Regions from separate parts of the Mus musculus genome. Here region 2 is linked to region 1. The links are chromatin loops, found by intact Hi-C in ENCODE. Cell type or tissue: heart. All regions are shown on one strand.

The links. A loop is a pair of places that touch in the nucleus more often than their neighbours do. Peaks named below come from ENCODE experiments on the same cell type or tissue, not always from the same donor. Only the 100,000 strongest peaks of a DNase experiment are listed, where the experiment ranks them.
Region 2: it touches region 1 in a loop (4-fold over the local background); 4 of 42 quality-filtered maps call a loop at or near these places.

What each region holds. Positions count from the first base shown.
Region 1 is chr1:194,219,758-194,227,757 of GRCm38, forward strand. 4930503O07Rik (RIKEN cDNA 4930503O07 gene) reads right to left here and starts at 3,002. Exons shown (of 3, transcript NR_040477.1): 1 at 2,672-3,002. In heart, no CTCF peak of the experiment used is centred here; a DNase peak (open chromatin) is centred at 3,404.
Region 2 is chr1:193,446,427-193,454,426 of GRCm38, forward strand. No RefSeq gene overlaps it. Among named protein-coding and RNA genes, the nearest start is that of Gm31753, 28 kb to the right of the region's middle. RefSeq lists an enhancer at 2,903-3,759. In heart, a CTCF peak has its summit at 3,301 (motif pointing right); a DNase peak (open chromatin) is centred at 3,075; H3K27ac peaks cover 2,918 bases.

The sequences.
Region 1 (8,000 bases):
ACTGGGATTATTGAGGTATACACATACCTAGGTAACCTAGCTAAGACAGACTTCCTGCTTCTTGTCCAATCTGAATCAAGAAGTGGGATGTTTTGTCAGTCCTGTGCTTGCTTCACTCAAGCTAGCCAAACAGTGGTGATCTTACAGTGGTGAGGAGAAGGAAACCATACACAATTATCCAGCACCACTCCTAATTCTCACAGAGCCCCAAGTTTGGGGGTGAATTAAAAAGAGCATGTTAATGTAAAGCATAGTGACAGACACATGGCAGAAAGTCACTCAACAGTATCTGCTAGCATCTTCTCATCCCTTTGCCAGCGCTGAAGAGTGGGATTTGATCTGAGAGAAGATATGGTGTCACTGTTGGTCAGATGTAGGAGGGTGACTATATATTGAGTGAGCTTTTAAGATTAGTGTCAAATGTTATAAGTTGAGAGAAGTGAAAACAACCTTCACCCTGGAGGTTGTGAAAATATTTTCTTCAAGTGGCTATAAAGACAGTGTATGTCTACAGACTCTCATGGGATTTTGCAGTTCTGGATAAAAGAGAAATCCCCTGGGCAGTGAAACAGGTGAATCCAAGCCACCTACTGTAAAAATCTCTAGGTAAAGCTGTGGCTACCTAAAATTGAATATACAGAGTCGCTGCTGCCTCCTTCCCCAGAAATCTCTTCCTTCTCTTTGCACCTTCATCAACCCAGGCAAATTTGTGGGGTTTCTCTTCTGGATGAGGTAACATGAGATCCTACACTGGGGCCATTACTTACACGATCAGAAACCTTGCCTTCTCATTTGTAAAACAGACACATTCAAATCCAGCTCCTATTAGGTCTCTGTTCAAACCAAGCTTTCAGCTTTCTGAAGAAATCCAGCCATGAACAACAATTATTCCCGTATGTACAAGCTAATCAGAGGATCTTAGAATTTTTAAACCCATTTGTGCATTTTTGGGTTTTATAGGGTTAATTCTACAAAGGGCTAGAATAAAAAGGGAAAAATAAAAATAGAATGCATGTGAATTATGGGAATTATTTTCATATATTTGAAATAGTTAAAAGAGGTGAACTCAACTCAGATTTTGCATTTTGACACCTGGGAAATTCTCTTAAGTCCCTCAGAGGACTCTCGTCCATCTTGGTGAGAAAGAACAAAGGGACAGGTACAAGTTTGCTTGACAGCAATGGTGGTCATTCACACCTAGCTCTAGATCGTGAGCAGGGTCCCCATCACTGAGAAGAGTAGATAACCCAAATTTGTGTTCCCTGAAAGTCTGTAAAGCAAACACAAGCCTAGTAGAGGGAAAATGATCCCACTCTAGACTCCATTTATAGCCACTTCCAACCTTACTCTTCTCTAAGTAACTTTCCTTATGTGTGTCTCCATATTTCTCTCTCCTCTGTCAGTCATAGATAAAACACTAATGCAGACATAACCCTAGCACAGGAACCCCCTGAGGCTGTAATAATCTCTTTCCCACCTAGCGTCCAGTCTTAGAGGTCAAGTCCTTATAGGGAACTTCTCGATAGTTGCACAAGAAGCTTTGGTCTTCTCAACTCTTGGTTTGAGACAGGACTTGAGGAGACTTTTTTACCTGCCTTTTTTGTTGTTGTTTTTAAGAAAAGTAATAATTTATAAAAGGTCACAAAACGTATATAGTCCCACTTGTGAGTTCCCAAAAGAAATTACACAATGTTTCCAGAGAGTCTGGCTTTAGGAAAGTTTTAGAAACAGGCACTGTTCACTGCTGTTCAGAGAATATGGTAAGTTACATCTATTTTCTTAGTTTCTATTTCTTATTTCTGACTTGGATGAAAATGATAGTAACTCTTTCCAAGACCTCTTTAATACAAAGCTTATGGTTAGAACCAAGCTCATTAAACAAATCTTTGTCCAGTGCTGTTCATATTGCCACCCCACATATTTTCAGTTTCTGAAAAACTTAACAAAGAAAATGGAAAATCTATTCTTATTTCACTTTCCTCTTGCTAATTAAGAGGTATTGTTCATTATTATCATTATTTTTAATAGAATACTAGATAGGACTGGAGAGATGACTCAGAGTTCTTGCTCCTTTTGCAAAGAGTCTGTGTTAATTTCCCAGGACCCACATTTGGCAGCTCATACTGCCTGTAATTCTGGCCACAGACGTGCAGTGACTGTCTCCATGAGCACATGTATGTATGTGTCTACACATATACATATACATCATAAACATATGCATATATATATATACATCACATACATATATACAACATACATATACATCATATACATATGCATATACATATACATCATATACATATACACATACACATACACATATACATCATATGCATATACATCATATACATATACATATACGTCATATACATATGCATATACATCTATATCCAGCATACACATTTACATAGCTAAATCTTAAAAGTATGACATACTAAACACAAGTTTTCCAGGAGTTTATCTAGATCATTTCCTCCCACTAATCAATGTTAGAAAAGTGGCAGTTATATTTACTGAGTTAAAACCAAATAGGGAACCTTAAGTTAGAGAAGGAAATAGGTTGAACAGACTTGGCTTCCACCTAGAAATTCTAACAGATCAGGTCCAAAGGCTTTCTAGGATGACAGGACTCTTAGATATAAGACACATGCATATGTTAGGCACAGCATACCCTCCTTGCTGTTCTCGGTGCTTCTCTTAGGTCACAGATGGACTTTTATCACAGTTGTTCTCTCTGCGAAAAATGCCACCTTAGGGTTCCTGCACTTGAGAGTGCAGGAAGTGCAACTGAAGATCAAGTGAAATAGAACAAATAAATGGACTGACTGGAAGGTCCTAACAAAAGCCCTCACAGGTAGTTCTCATCCTGTGTATCTGATGACTCCATGTACCTCTGTGATGCAGATCCTATGAGCATACAGGATGTGACTGCCCAAGATGCCATAGTTGATATGGGAATCTCCCTGAGGGTAGACTGAGGGTAGCTCCTTACATGGCCGGCTGAAGCACTGCTGGAGTGCTAAAGAGAGGTTACTGGCTGAGGAATTAGACACTTACATTGTTGTGTAATAATTGGTGGCATTCATTTTTCATCACGCTGCTCTCCTTTTGAGGAATTCAGATAAACAAGTTAGTTGCCTTTTTCCAGATGCCTCATGGGGTACCAGTGCATCTCTGAGCCCTACAGCGGAACGAAGAAAATGTCAATGTACCAATAAGCAAGAAAGGGTGGTGTCCCTCGTTTTTATGTGTATTTCAGAGTACTTCTGATCCTTGAATAGGGCTTCTGTCGCCGTGGAGATGGGACTCCAGGTTTCTTCCACATTAACTACATGCCCTTTGAGAAGCTTCCTCTGTAAGAATCCAGATGTTCTGTGGCAGCAGAAGTTTTTCAAGGGACGTGCCATCTAGCGGCCGCCATTGTGAAGTGCAGCCTGCCGCTCAGCTGGCCCGTTGCTAAGGGCAGCAGCTGCAGCAGTTCATCTCCCTGTCTGAGGCAGAGAATCATGGGATGTTTACACTGAGAGCGACCTCCAGAGATTTCCTGTCAAGACATCTGCCTCCAACCAGCACGAACAATATGTCTTATGCTTATAGTGTTGTAAAAAAACAGTTACAAATAGTACCACATTTTAATTCTCACACCAGCCCCATGAAAGTTGATGTAATCATTATTTCCGTTTTAAAGATGAAGCTATGATCACTCATAACTTAAGTTTCTTGAGCACAAATCACAATATCTCCCCTTCAAGTCAACCATTTGCTGACCTCAGGAAAATATGTGGGCATTTAGAGACTTAAAAGAGACGTATCTAGTCCATCCTACATCTGAGTTTTTGCTGGAAAATCAGGCCAGTGTTTGGAGCTGAATTTACATAAATAGCTTTGAGTTATGAGCAAGTTTATTCTACCTGAAAATTTATCTCCAAAATTCTCTGTCAATGGACAAATCAAAGGGTCTGTGTGAAGGTCTCAGAAAGAATTGCCATGAGCCAACTATGGAGAGGAGGGGCTGAGTCCAGCAGCTGGGTTGATGAGGCACCTGGGAATACAGGAGAGGAGAGGGTATCAGAACAGGACTTGTAAGAAGAAATTAAGCCAGATATAACGGCGATGTGAAGTCACTGGGCACATCTAAAGTTCCTGCTTTAAATATTCAGCAGTCTTTGGGGAAGGAAATGAATTAGCCAATAGGGCCATCAGACAGCTGAATGAAAAGAGTGTTTGAAAGTAGGGGAGGGGGGGATCCACTATTTACTTACTCAGCAACCATTAGAGACTCTAGTTTCTCACAGAGGTTGAAAGCTCTGTGTCTGAAATCCTCTGACCTACTCTTGTGAGCATACATTTAAGCATGTTTGTGTGTGTCCATGGGGAGGGTGTGTGATCCACATGTCTATGCATATGTGTGGAGGCCAAGGTCAACGCCCTGTGTCTTTAAAGCTCAGGGGCTGTTCACCTTGTATTTTGAGGAATGGTTTTTTCACAGAATCTGGAGCTCATTGATTTGGCTAGCCTGGTTGCCTAGCAAGTATCAGGAATGTCCTTGTCTTTGCCAACCCAGCCCTAGGATTATAGGCCTGCACAGTCAGGGTAAGGTCTAAGTGTTTAGTGACTGAGCCACCTCCCCCCTACCCCCACAATCATGAAACATACTCCAATCTACCTATCATCTACTTCATTTCATCCTCTCAGGTAGATGCTGGAGGACAGTGCTCTCAGCAACCTGTATCATCCCAGGGTAATCTTAGGCTGAGTTGCAATCCTGTGGGATTGAGTTTAGAAAGGGAGATATTGCCATTGGAGGCCTGGACTTGTAGGCTGCAATAGCAATTGGGGATGTTTTTTTTTCAGATATTTGCTTGATAAATAAAAAATATGTATTTATAAAGGAAAAAGCTATATCCATATTTAGGGGGGCTGTAAAAATTGGTTTCTTTGATTGAAGACAGACAGGAATAGGAGTCTTTCTACACAGACATCCTCTCTACTGAGTTCTCTGAAATCATATTCAGAGCTTTTATACATGGAGGTTGGAAAGAGATTTCCCTTCCTCCAATATAGGCTGCCTCTGGTGCCAGATGAGTCCTAGATAGGAAATCAAGCAGGATGTAAGCTCTGTGGTACTGCCTCTAAGAATTGGGAGGGGGTCAGAGAAAGAGGGGACTAGACTGCTCCTGGTGCTGCACTGAGGGATGAGCCGAACAGGTCACATGTGCTGCATCTTCTCAAGCTCATGCCTATGCCTCAGCCTGCTCTTTACCCAAGGAAGACAACAGAGAAGCATTTCTGGGCTCATTCCTACCCCAGATCCCTATCAGGCAATATGTTGAGTTCTTTCCTCATGAATGAATTGCAGTCTGTTTCAGTTCACAAAGATACCCCCTTTTCTACTCAGAATTTAGGAAGTCTGGTAACCTCCACTGTGGGGGAACACACTGTTCCCCAGTCTGTTCTTGAGGGAAATGAAAAGCCAGAAGATTTTCATCTTATGCTGGTCTCCCTCCTCTTGATCTTCGACACTCAGAGGAACCAGGGAGCTCCTTCCCCTGTCAGTCTTCACACAGCACGTTGAGAAGATGTGTTCAGAGCCAGCCAAGATGATAGCACTGTGTTGGTGCTAGACCCCAGATCTGGAGACCCCACACTCATGTGTGCAAGTTGTAGAAGCATGTATGCCTCTATGAACATGGGCAGCAAGATCTCATGTTCATTCACAAACCTTGTTAAAGGGTTGGTTATGAACCAGACATTCTGGGTAAATATTTTTGTGCTTGGGGGACTTTCATGATAGTTCCCAAAAGCTGTTCTTCAATACATCTTATAAAACTTGCAAGACCCCCCCCCCCCCAAGCATGCTGGCGTCTGAACTTACTATTTTTACAGAGACAAATGTGTTTATCTTTCTCCCCATATCACAAAGCACTTCTCTTCAGCTTTAAATCAAACATCTGGCCCACCCTGTCCATAATGCCTTTCCTGATGTTCTCTGCCAAATATTCATGCCAACATATCGACTTTATTTCCAATGCTGCCAGCTTGGTGTTGTGGGAAGAAAATAAATCTAATATGAACCTGTGCACAAATTCATTCTTCACTACTCACTAGATTATTAACCTTGCTTAAGGCCTTTTATTCCAGTTTCCTCACAAGATAAAAGGAATAATGAGGGCATGATGAGACGACCACAAGCCCCCACTTACAGGAGGGGGGGTATGCTGTGTCTTTGGCTGTGTGCCTTTATGCAAATGAGACATAGAGATCCTATGAGCTGGGCAGCAATGGTCCAGAGAAAAATCTCTCTGAAGTCTGGAGTTGTAAGAATAATGAAGTCAAAGGAGGAGGAAGAGTAGAATGGGGGATGGGAGGCAAGGTGAAAAGAGGAAGGAATGGGAGAAAAAGAGGGGGGAGAAACTGCAGTTGGGATGTAAAATTAATTAATTATTAATAAAACACTGCCACCACCACCAACAACAAAAGAATATAGTCTCTGCTCAGCTTTAAACTATGTTGTCTGTTCTGAATGGGAAGATGGGCACATGAGGTAGACAAGGAAAAACAGGAAAAAAAACAAAAGAAAACAAAACAAAAAACCAGTTTGATATGGAGGCCTGTCAGTTTAGACTTAGTACAGAAACAGAAATTCCCATTCCAGCCAGAACTTTCTTAGCAGCCCTGGGAAGTGGAGGCCTGAGAGAAAACTTGTGTGACCATTTAATTCATTACACTGCCCTGAGTCGGGGTGACTCTGGAGACAGCTGATGGCTCCTGAGTATCTGCCAGTAAGAATTTGGCATCAACTTGGGAATCTCTAATGCAAAAGTTCAAGAAACGACTAGAAACTTGTGTAGACATCTTCTTTCCTCAATGAAAATCACATGGTAGGAAACCTGCAGCCCGTCCCTGAGAAGACACTCCTCTAGTGAGAGTCTAGTATGTTCTGGAGGCTATCTTCCTACATACAGGGTCTGAGCAGAGAGTTCTTTCCAGGAAGCTGCCACACAAAGCAGCTTCTGGCTCCTAACAAAGCTGCCCTGTTGGAATGGAAGGCTGGATGCAGACTTCTCTTCCACCAAGGAAAGAAAAATGATATGGGAACAGCTTGGATGGGACGATATTTCAGGCATGGCTAGCTGTTAAAAATGAGCTAATTCAGAAGAGGCACATTTAAATAAATATAATGCAAAGGCACAATGGCACAAGATAATAGTTCTGAACGGGGAATTCTAATGACTGCAAGCGCCTCTCACAGGGCAATTAATACACATGGCCAGGCTGCAGCAGTGCTAGGCAGAGGAAGGGGAGAAGCAGGTCGCAGCAGAAAGGGGGAGGGGGAACCAGAGCAGCTGACAGAAATAGGATTTGATTTCCTTTGCAGAAAGGAGTAATGCTTACAAATATAATAAAAGAGAAAAATAAGTGTGTCAGGTTTTTATAATTCAACTTGTAAAATTCAGAATGATTAGTTTTTGAAGAGGGCAATTAGTCCTCTTTTGCATATTCATGAGGATTTAATGAAATGGGGTTGAGTTTTCACCATTCTTTACTGGTTACCTCCTTTTACAACTCTCCCCCCACCACACAAACTAAAAACATATCTGATACCCATCAAAGGAAGCCTCCTTCCACTCAATTCACGGAACAGTTTTTCTGCTGATTGCTACCAAGAGATGCCCAGGGTTCTCTTTTTAAAATTACTTATTGATAAAGACACCACAGCAATAATTTAGGTATGTGAGGTGTGTGGATCTGCAGGGATTTTTTTGGTGGCAGAAAAGTAGGATATTACTAAAGGTAAGAGGCTGACCCCTCACCTAGACAGAGGGTCAGATGGTTGAAGACAGAGAAGGCAGAAAATAGAGAAAAAAGTCAAGAGAAAGAAGGAGGACAAGGGGAAAGAGAAATGGAATGGAAGGAAACAGAAGGAGCAGGGGTGGGAGAAAGAAGATGAGGAGGGGTAGAGGGAGACGAGAGAGCAAAAAGAGAGGAAGAGAGAAAGG
Region 2 (8,000 bases), 770 kb before region 1:
GTCTGGGTAGGAGAGATGCCACACCTGGGTACTTGGGAGGAAAGATTTGTGTGAGCCTCAGGAGGTGCTTCCCACCATTGTGACAAATACCTGAGGTAACCAACATAAAAAGAGGGGAGACTTGCTCTGGTTCCTTTTCAGAGGTTTCATTCCTTGGTCTAGACAAGTTGGCACATTACAGGAGAGAGTGCGCTGTTGGTCACCGCGGCTCACCTCATGAGCAGGCCATGAAAAAAGAGGAAAGAGGTTTCAGAGTCTCTCTGTCCCTTTCCAGGGAGCACCTCAATGACCCGTAGACCTCTCAGAACCTGCCACCTTTTGGGTTTCATTACATCCGGTGCTGGTTAATTCTGATCAACTTGAAGCAAACTAGAGTCACCTGGGAGGAGGGAAACCTCCACCGAGGAATTCCTTTCATCAGCTTGGCCTGTAGGTAAGTGTGTAGGGGCATCTTTTTGATTGCTAATTGATGGAAGAAGGCCCAGCCCATTTTGGGCAGTGTGGGCCTAGGTGGTATAAGGAAGCAAGGTGAGCAAGTCTTGGAGAGCAAGCTGCACCTCTGTGTTCTCGGCTTCAGCTTCTGCCTTGACTTCCCTCTAAGACAAACTGCAACTTATAAGCCAAAGAAACTCTTTGCTCCCCAAATTGCTTTTGGTGAGAAGTTTATCACAACAATAGAGAAACAAACTAGGGCATCTCTGACCACTTCTAGCTGGGGACTAAGGCTTCGTTCGATGCACATTTAGTCTGCAGCTGGTAGCACTGTTTTAAGAGTTTCTTTTAAGAAGTGGGTTTTAGCAAGAGGAAGTGGGTTGCTGTATGGTGGGCCTGAGTTCTCTCTCTTTCTCTTTCCCTCTTTCCCTCCCTTTTTGCTTCCCCCCAAACTGCTAAGATGTAAAGTGTTCCAGTGGCATTCCTTTGCCACTGCTGTGAGCCATATACTATCCATCAGGCCTCTTGTCAGGGTGAGAAGAGTAACCAGTATATGTGACCTCAGTGAGACATGACCTCCTGTCTTCAGTTCCAGCCTCCTTCACACTCCAGAGTGGTGTCTGCTCTGTGAGTCCCCAAGCCTTTGTAGTACTGTCGGTATAGACTGCCTCACTTATGAGGTATCTCTACTGCTGGCTTCGGGTTAACATTTTGTTTGCTTAGTCATTAAGGTACGACTCTGTTTTGCAGCTTCTAACATTTTGTTGCTTGTATCATTTTGTTTCTATGCTTTTGAGAACCTGTGCTTTGAAAATCCCTTTGCAGTAATATTAACAAGGCTGCGAGAACAAGCAAAAGTAACTGCATGTTTGATCACTCCTTATTTAGAATTCTTTATTCTCTTCCTTTGGATTAAAACCACCCAGGATAGTCTAATCATAGCAGGCTTTAGTCATCTCTCTACCATCTGCACTTTCAGAGCCTTCTCTGAAGATAGATTGTGTGTGTGTGTGTGTGCACATGCATATATTTGAGACCGTGCAGACATATGCATGTACGAGCATGCCTGCAGACCCTAAAGCTACGGTTTTGCTGGATTCCCTGAGAATGTATTGCAGCATAGCAAATGGGTATCACATGTGACATATTGTAATATATGCACGGAGGTATAAAGCATACCCATGGCTTTGGCCTTAGTTCATTCCACAGAGCAAGAGGAAATTTTAACCTATAGAATCACATAGTGTAGAATTCGACAGCTTTTCAGTTGCATCAGGGTTGAGTGTTATAGGATTGGATTGGTGCAGTGGGGGACATTCAGGTTTAAAGTACACTAACTTGAAGCCTTTTGTTGCCTATCATTTCATCTTTCTCAGCCTCCATTTTCACACCTATAAGGTGGGGTGGGTGGCCTCCTGGTAGACCCCAGTGTAACCTCTTACACCATAGAATAAAGAGGTTACAGAATAAAGACTATCAAAGGTGGCTCTGAGGTTAAGAGCAGTAGCTGCTCTCCCAGAGGCCCAAAGTTTAGTTCCCAGCATCCACAATGAGTGACTTAAAGCTGTTTATAACTCCAACTTTACCCGTTGCCTTTGGCCTCCTCAGATACCTGTGATTACATGTACACACACACACACACACACACACACACACACACATGGACGGATGACAGAGGTCATCCTGGGTGTGATTCTTCAAGAGCCCTACATTGGTTTTTTTTGAGACAAGGTCTCTCACTGAACCTGGTACTCACAAATAAGGCTAAGCTAGCTGTCCAGTGAGCCCTAGGGATCCTCTTGTTGCCCCACCCCAGTGCTGGGACCATAGGCCCACCATAATTGTTGGTCTACCTCAGTGCTGGGACCATAGGCCCACCACAACTGTTGGCCCAACCCAGTGCTGGGACCATAGCCCATCATAAGTCCTGTACTGTTTAGTTTTGTCAACTTACACAAACCTAGTCATATCTGGGGAGAGGAACTGCAACTGAGAAAACACCTCCATTGAATTGGCCTATGGGTACATCTGTAGAGCATTTTCCTGATTAATGATTGATGTGGGAAGGCCCAGCCCACTGTGGGTGGTACCATCCCTAGGCAGGTGGTTCTGGACTGTATAAGAAAGGTAAGATAACTGTGGGCCTAAGAACAGCCGCTAAGCAGCACTCCCACATAGTTCCTGCCCCTGCTCCTGCTTGAGTTCCTGCCCTGACTTCCTTCAATAATAGTCTGAGGTAAGGATGTATAAGCCAAACAAACCCCTTCCCCCAGGCTACTTTGGGCCGTGGTGGTTATCACAGCAATAGAAGGCAGACTAGGATAATGTTCAACTTTTACCTGGGTGTGAGACCAAACCCAGGCCTTCATGCTTGTGTGACTTTATTGATTTTTACATGCTTTATTGGCAGTCCTGACTGAACAGCCCTTTAATGTCTTAATTTCCTCACTGCTGAGAGGAGGGACCTTGAGCATGTTGACATTTTCAGGTTGGTCCTGCAGAACAATACACGGAATCAGAATTGCTGCTTGGTAAGATGTAGATCCCCAGCGCTCCCTACTCCAGTCAGAGTCTCTGGCAGGGAAGGAACTCCAGTCTGTGCTGTAATGGCTTCCTGGGACTATGCCAGTGCCTTCCTTATCTAGCATTGTGCTGTCAAGTGGCTCTCCAGACAGACTGAAGTGCCAGTTAGCTGGTCAGTGGAGATGGCTGCCAGTGCCTGGGGTAGGAGTTGGGAGTCCTGGGATGATGATGGAAGAGTTTGTGGGATTCCATCAGGCCAGTGAGGTTGAAAGTTGGGCTTCCTTAGTCATGACAGGAGATACAAATCTGCCGGAAAAATCCATTTCCTCTTATGTCCACAAGGGGTCAGTAAAACATCAGGTCTGTCTTTGTTTAAATTTCAGAACAAAAGAATTTTGGCAATGCAGGACAGGCCAGATAAGCCTTATTTATGGCTAGCTTCCCAGCTTCTGAGCGCCTCTAAGAATCACTCTTTTCGGAGGGAAGTGCATTAGCCCACAGGCCTGAAAACTTACTTTCAACCTTTTCTAAAATAACTGTCCTGGGGGCTCCGGAAGTCACTTTAAGATAGAGAAAATTCCGAGCCTTGTATTTCCTGAGGGTGTCTCTTTAGAGTCGTTCAGGATGGCTGGGCAGCTGCTGGAGGGCCTGTAGCAGAGTTGTTAGGCAGAATAGTTGGGCAGCCACCTGAGGACCTAGGGCAGGATTACTAGCCCAGTTTTGGAGGCTCTAAGAGGCTACAATACCTCACTGAAGATGCAAAGTATTGGAACTGAGTCAGACACCATCTGCTACCTCTTTGTCCAGGGCCATCTTCATAAAACCCTGGTTGTCTTTTATTATCACCTTGTCTGAGTTCAGAAGTTTTTTGTTTTTTTGGTTTTTTCTTTCTTTTTTTTTTCTCTTGCTCAGTTTTCCTTCATTTAGAAGCACAGCCACAGGGTGAACATGGAAGGGCCTGATGTACCATTCCCTTCCTGGGCTTTTGTGCCTCCCTGACATAAGATCTGAGAGCTATCCACAGTGACTGATGCACCCCAGGTGATCGCCTAGGGGCGTAGAGCTTTGAAGGTCCTTCCTCCTGTCCCCACGCCCTCCTTCCCTCCTGTATGCTGGTGGCTAAGGACAGATGAGCTACAAATCTGTAAAGTGCCAGGTCACAGAATTCTGTAAGCGCCAGACACTTGACTCCAAGAGCTCGTAACGATCAACACTGGTAAACTCATCAATTAATTAATCAGCTTGTTTGCCAGACCTCACAAGAGGAACTCTGACACACTGGGCATTTTCCTGGGCATGGGTGTTTCATAGCCGAATATGATGTGGGCTTTGCTACGAAGGAAATATGTTTCAAGCAGAGTTTCAAGCAGAGAATGTCAAAGATAAAATCAATGGCCCTGGTGCACCATGGAGAGGGTTGTAGTGGGAAGATAAAGGAACATGACATGAAGCCTCTCCCACCTGGTGGGGGAAGAGCTGACAAATGACATTTCCTAAGCATCCATGAGAGAATCCATGTGGGGTTAGTGAGGGGTGGTTTGAAAGACAAAGTTAGGAAACCTCTCTGTACATACACCTGGGCCACATTCCCTCACAGAGCCCCTGTAGCTAAGCAACGTGGTGGCCCACCCCTATTCGACAGGATGATGTGTGTGTGTGTGTGTGTGTGTGTGTGTGTGTGTGTGTGTGCAGGCTCCTTGAGAAGGACTGAATGAAGCAAGCCTTCCTGCTCCCTCGGTCTCTGACTGCTTGTCTCTGCCCCAAGGGTCCTGGAGGTTGGGAGTGAGTCCTGAACATCAGTTCCCTGGCATCCACTCAGAGCCCAGCTTGCTAGGATTCTGGAAGACCAGGTCTAGATGGGTGCAGGTCTCTTTGGCAGAACGTGTGCTGGGAGATGACTTACAGTTTCTTATACCAGGAAAACTCCTTCCTTTTTCTCTTTTTTTTCTTACTGGGAAGCAATTTATCTAGATTTTCCCAAGCCCATTCTAGAATTAAAATGGAAACTCTAGAGTCCTTAGGATGCCCTCCCTCTGGGCCAGCTGGGTGGCTAAGGTATTCTTTGGTTCTTCCCCTCTTTAACATGTTTCTGGTACACACTGCATCTGTCGTTTCTCTTTGCTGGGAGCAGAGGTGGTTTTGATTAGGATGAGGGCAAAGCTTTGCTCCATAGGCCTGCTTTGCAGTACCCAACTCTATTACACTCTTCTTTGGGGAATTTCTGCTCACACCCCCTGTGGCTTTGAGCTCTCTGTAGTGGATGATTCATCCTGGTATAAGAACCATTGAAATCTCTCTCCCCCTTCTTCCTCCCCTCCTGCTCCCCTCCCCCCACCCATCATGATTTCTGCAGACACACTGACTACCCTCTGCCTGATAAGGGCTGCCTTAACACAGCCTCACAGCTTGGTGGCTTAAATAAGAATATAGTCTCTCACGGCTGGTGTCTAAATCAAGGCATCCATGAGGCACCTCCCAGAGCCTCTGGTGAAATACCAACTCTGCTGCTGCCATCAAGGCCTTCCCCCTGGCCATCTCTTCTTTCTATATGGACAACTGCCAGAAAAAAAGATGGTTTTTCTAACTTACTCTAACATGACCTCGCCTTAGCTGATCTCATCAGCAATGACCCAGTTTCCACACAAGGCCATGTTCTTTCTGAGGTATCTGACTTTGATGCCAACGTTGGGGACCACTCATAACAAGCAGCATCCTTTTTTTTTTCTCCTGGAGTTTAGAACCCAGAGCTTTGCACTGCTTTGAGTAGAGGATGGTTGCATACTCTGTTCCTGAGTCCTCTGACCACTTACTGGTCTTTTAAGAAAGCTCTTTTTCTTATCTCTTAACAAGTTATTTAAATATCTCTGTTCTTGTTTGCTTTCTCGGATTTAATCATTTTAATTTATTTTTCCATGCCTCACCCCTTTCAAAATCCTGGGAACCTCACCCACCCTGCCTCTGGTCAGGAAGTCTTTTCTCCGAAGCTCCCAGGGCTTGGCCAACCTTTATTTCAGCCTTGCCTGGGAGTCTCTCACCACCTTTCCATGCTCTGCCCTGGAGATCTGTGCAAGGGCTGGGAGGGGAGGGGTGTGGTGAGGAGGCAGGGTCTCCACCTAAAGTGTTACTAAATACTTGAAATCTATCTCCACAGAAATCTGTTTGATTTCTTCATCTTGGGTTTCCCTTACAAGATTTCACACGGGAAAGGACTTCCATTAAAGGGTAAAAAGACTGAGTTAGAATTTGGACACCTCTGTCCCCCACCAGGCTGGACATTTACACTGGCAAGGAGGTCACCCTGGAGAGTTTCCATTGAGAATCTGATCAAATAGTCGTTTCAACTTGGCCTGAGAGCTTTGTGGTCACTCAGTCATCCCTTCAACACTTGGGAACTGTAGATGGAGAGAAACTTCCAGATTACACAGGTAATTCATGAAGCAAAAAGACAGTAAGCAGGTTAACAAAAAAAGTAACATCAATTATTTGCCTGGAACATCCCATGCCTGAAAGCACCACAGGAGAAAAAGAACATGCAGAAAGATTTGAAGGTTCTGTGGTTTTGTGAAACATGGCATCACTGTATAGATATCTATATCAACCTTGAAGTCAGTTTCAGCCTCCTGAATGCTGAGATTATAGGTATGTGCTACCATTTCTGGCTTATATAACACCTTAACCAGGTAGGGAATGGGGATATAGGCCCTCATAGGCGATAACAATGATTTTTATGAAAGATGAATAAGCCCTAAGAATGAATGAAGCAATATAGCAGGTATGCCTAGTTTCTTCCAGGCCCCCATCTTGTAGGTTTGTGAAACAGGGGCTCATGTAGCTCATGCTTTGTGGTGAATGAAGATGACATTGAACTGCCTCTGCCTCTCAAGTGTTGGAATGCTGGCACGCATCACCATGACCCATTTATGGTACTGGAGATTGAACCCAGTGTCTTGGGCATTCAAGGCAGGTACCACCTAAGCCACATCCCACATTCTATCTTGTAATGTGTGGACACCTCCCTGTTGGTGGAACTCTAAGGACAGGACTGATGGCAGTTGAGTCCCTTTTGGAAGATCTGCCACCAGGCAGATGAATGAGTTCAGAGATAGTCTCTCCCTGTCCTGGCTGTTTTCCATGTCTTAGGCTCAAAATAACTACTCTGCTAAAGTGTCTTGGGGGAGACTTCCATGAGTGCTTACACAGGTCTGCTTTGGGGTAGAATGTTCTGGTTTTCAATACGAGCTCGTGGAATTTGCTCCAAACACCCTTCTTCTTGAAAGCTACGTGGATGCCTGTCATGGAAAGTCAATACACATGGTGGATCTTGACCCCACCCTGGCTCCCCTTTCCTGTGGCTATTGATGAAGACTGAGAGAACATTTTTGGTCCTGATCCAAGCCAGACTCAAGATGAAGATGAGCAGCCTTTTGCCCAAACTTCACAAGGATTGTTGGCAGTGTTCCTAGAGGTTTAGAGCTTTCCCATGGGGAAGGCAGAGTTTGGGCTAGCAGCCAAGAGAAGACAGGCTTCCTCTTGCTTTTCTGTCTGTCATTCCTAACCCTCCTAGAAATTTTATCCTCTGGCTGCTCTACCCACCCATCCTGTTCTTTCTTATTGTCCAACATTTAGCGCAAGTGTTCTTTCCTTTGTGGCATGTCATTCAAGAGCTCACACCAGCTTAACTCTTCCCTGCTCCCACAGCCTTTGACATTCATATATGAGTGAGTCTCATGTTCTTTTGTATATAGCCTGCCTCATTCCAAGGAGATCTCTGGCAGCTATGGCTCTGGTATCCCAAGAGTTCTACAGTACAGTTCCCATACCCATCATGATACCAATGCATAGTAAGTATCATTTTTAGAACAAGGGAATGTACGCAGCTTGATAGAAATGTTTATATTTTAAGCCAGTATGCTTCAACACTGGATATCACATCACCCAGGAATGGTGCTTAAGCATTCTGATTCTGTGGGTTCTGATTGGGGCCTCATACTTCTGCATCAAGCAAGCCTCAGATCTATTCCATAGCTACATAGCACTTTCCTGTC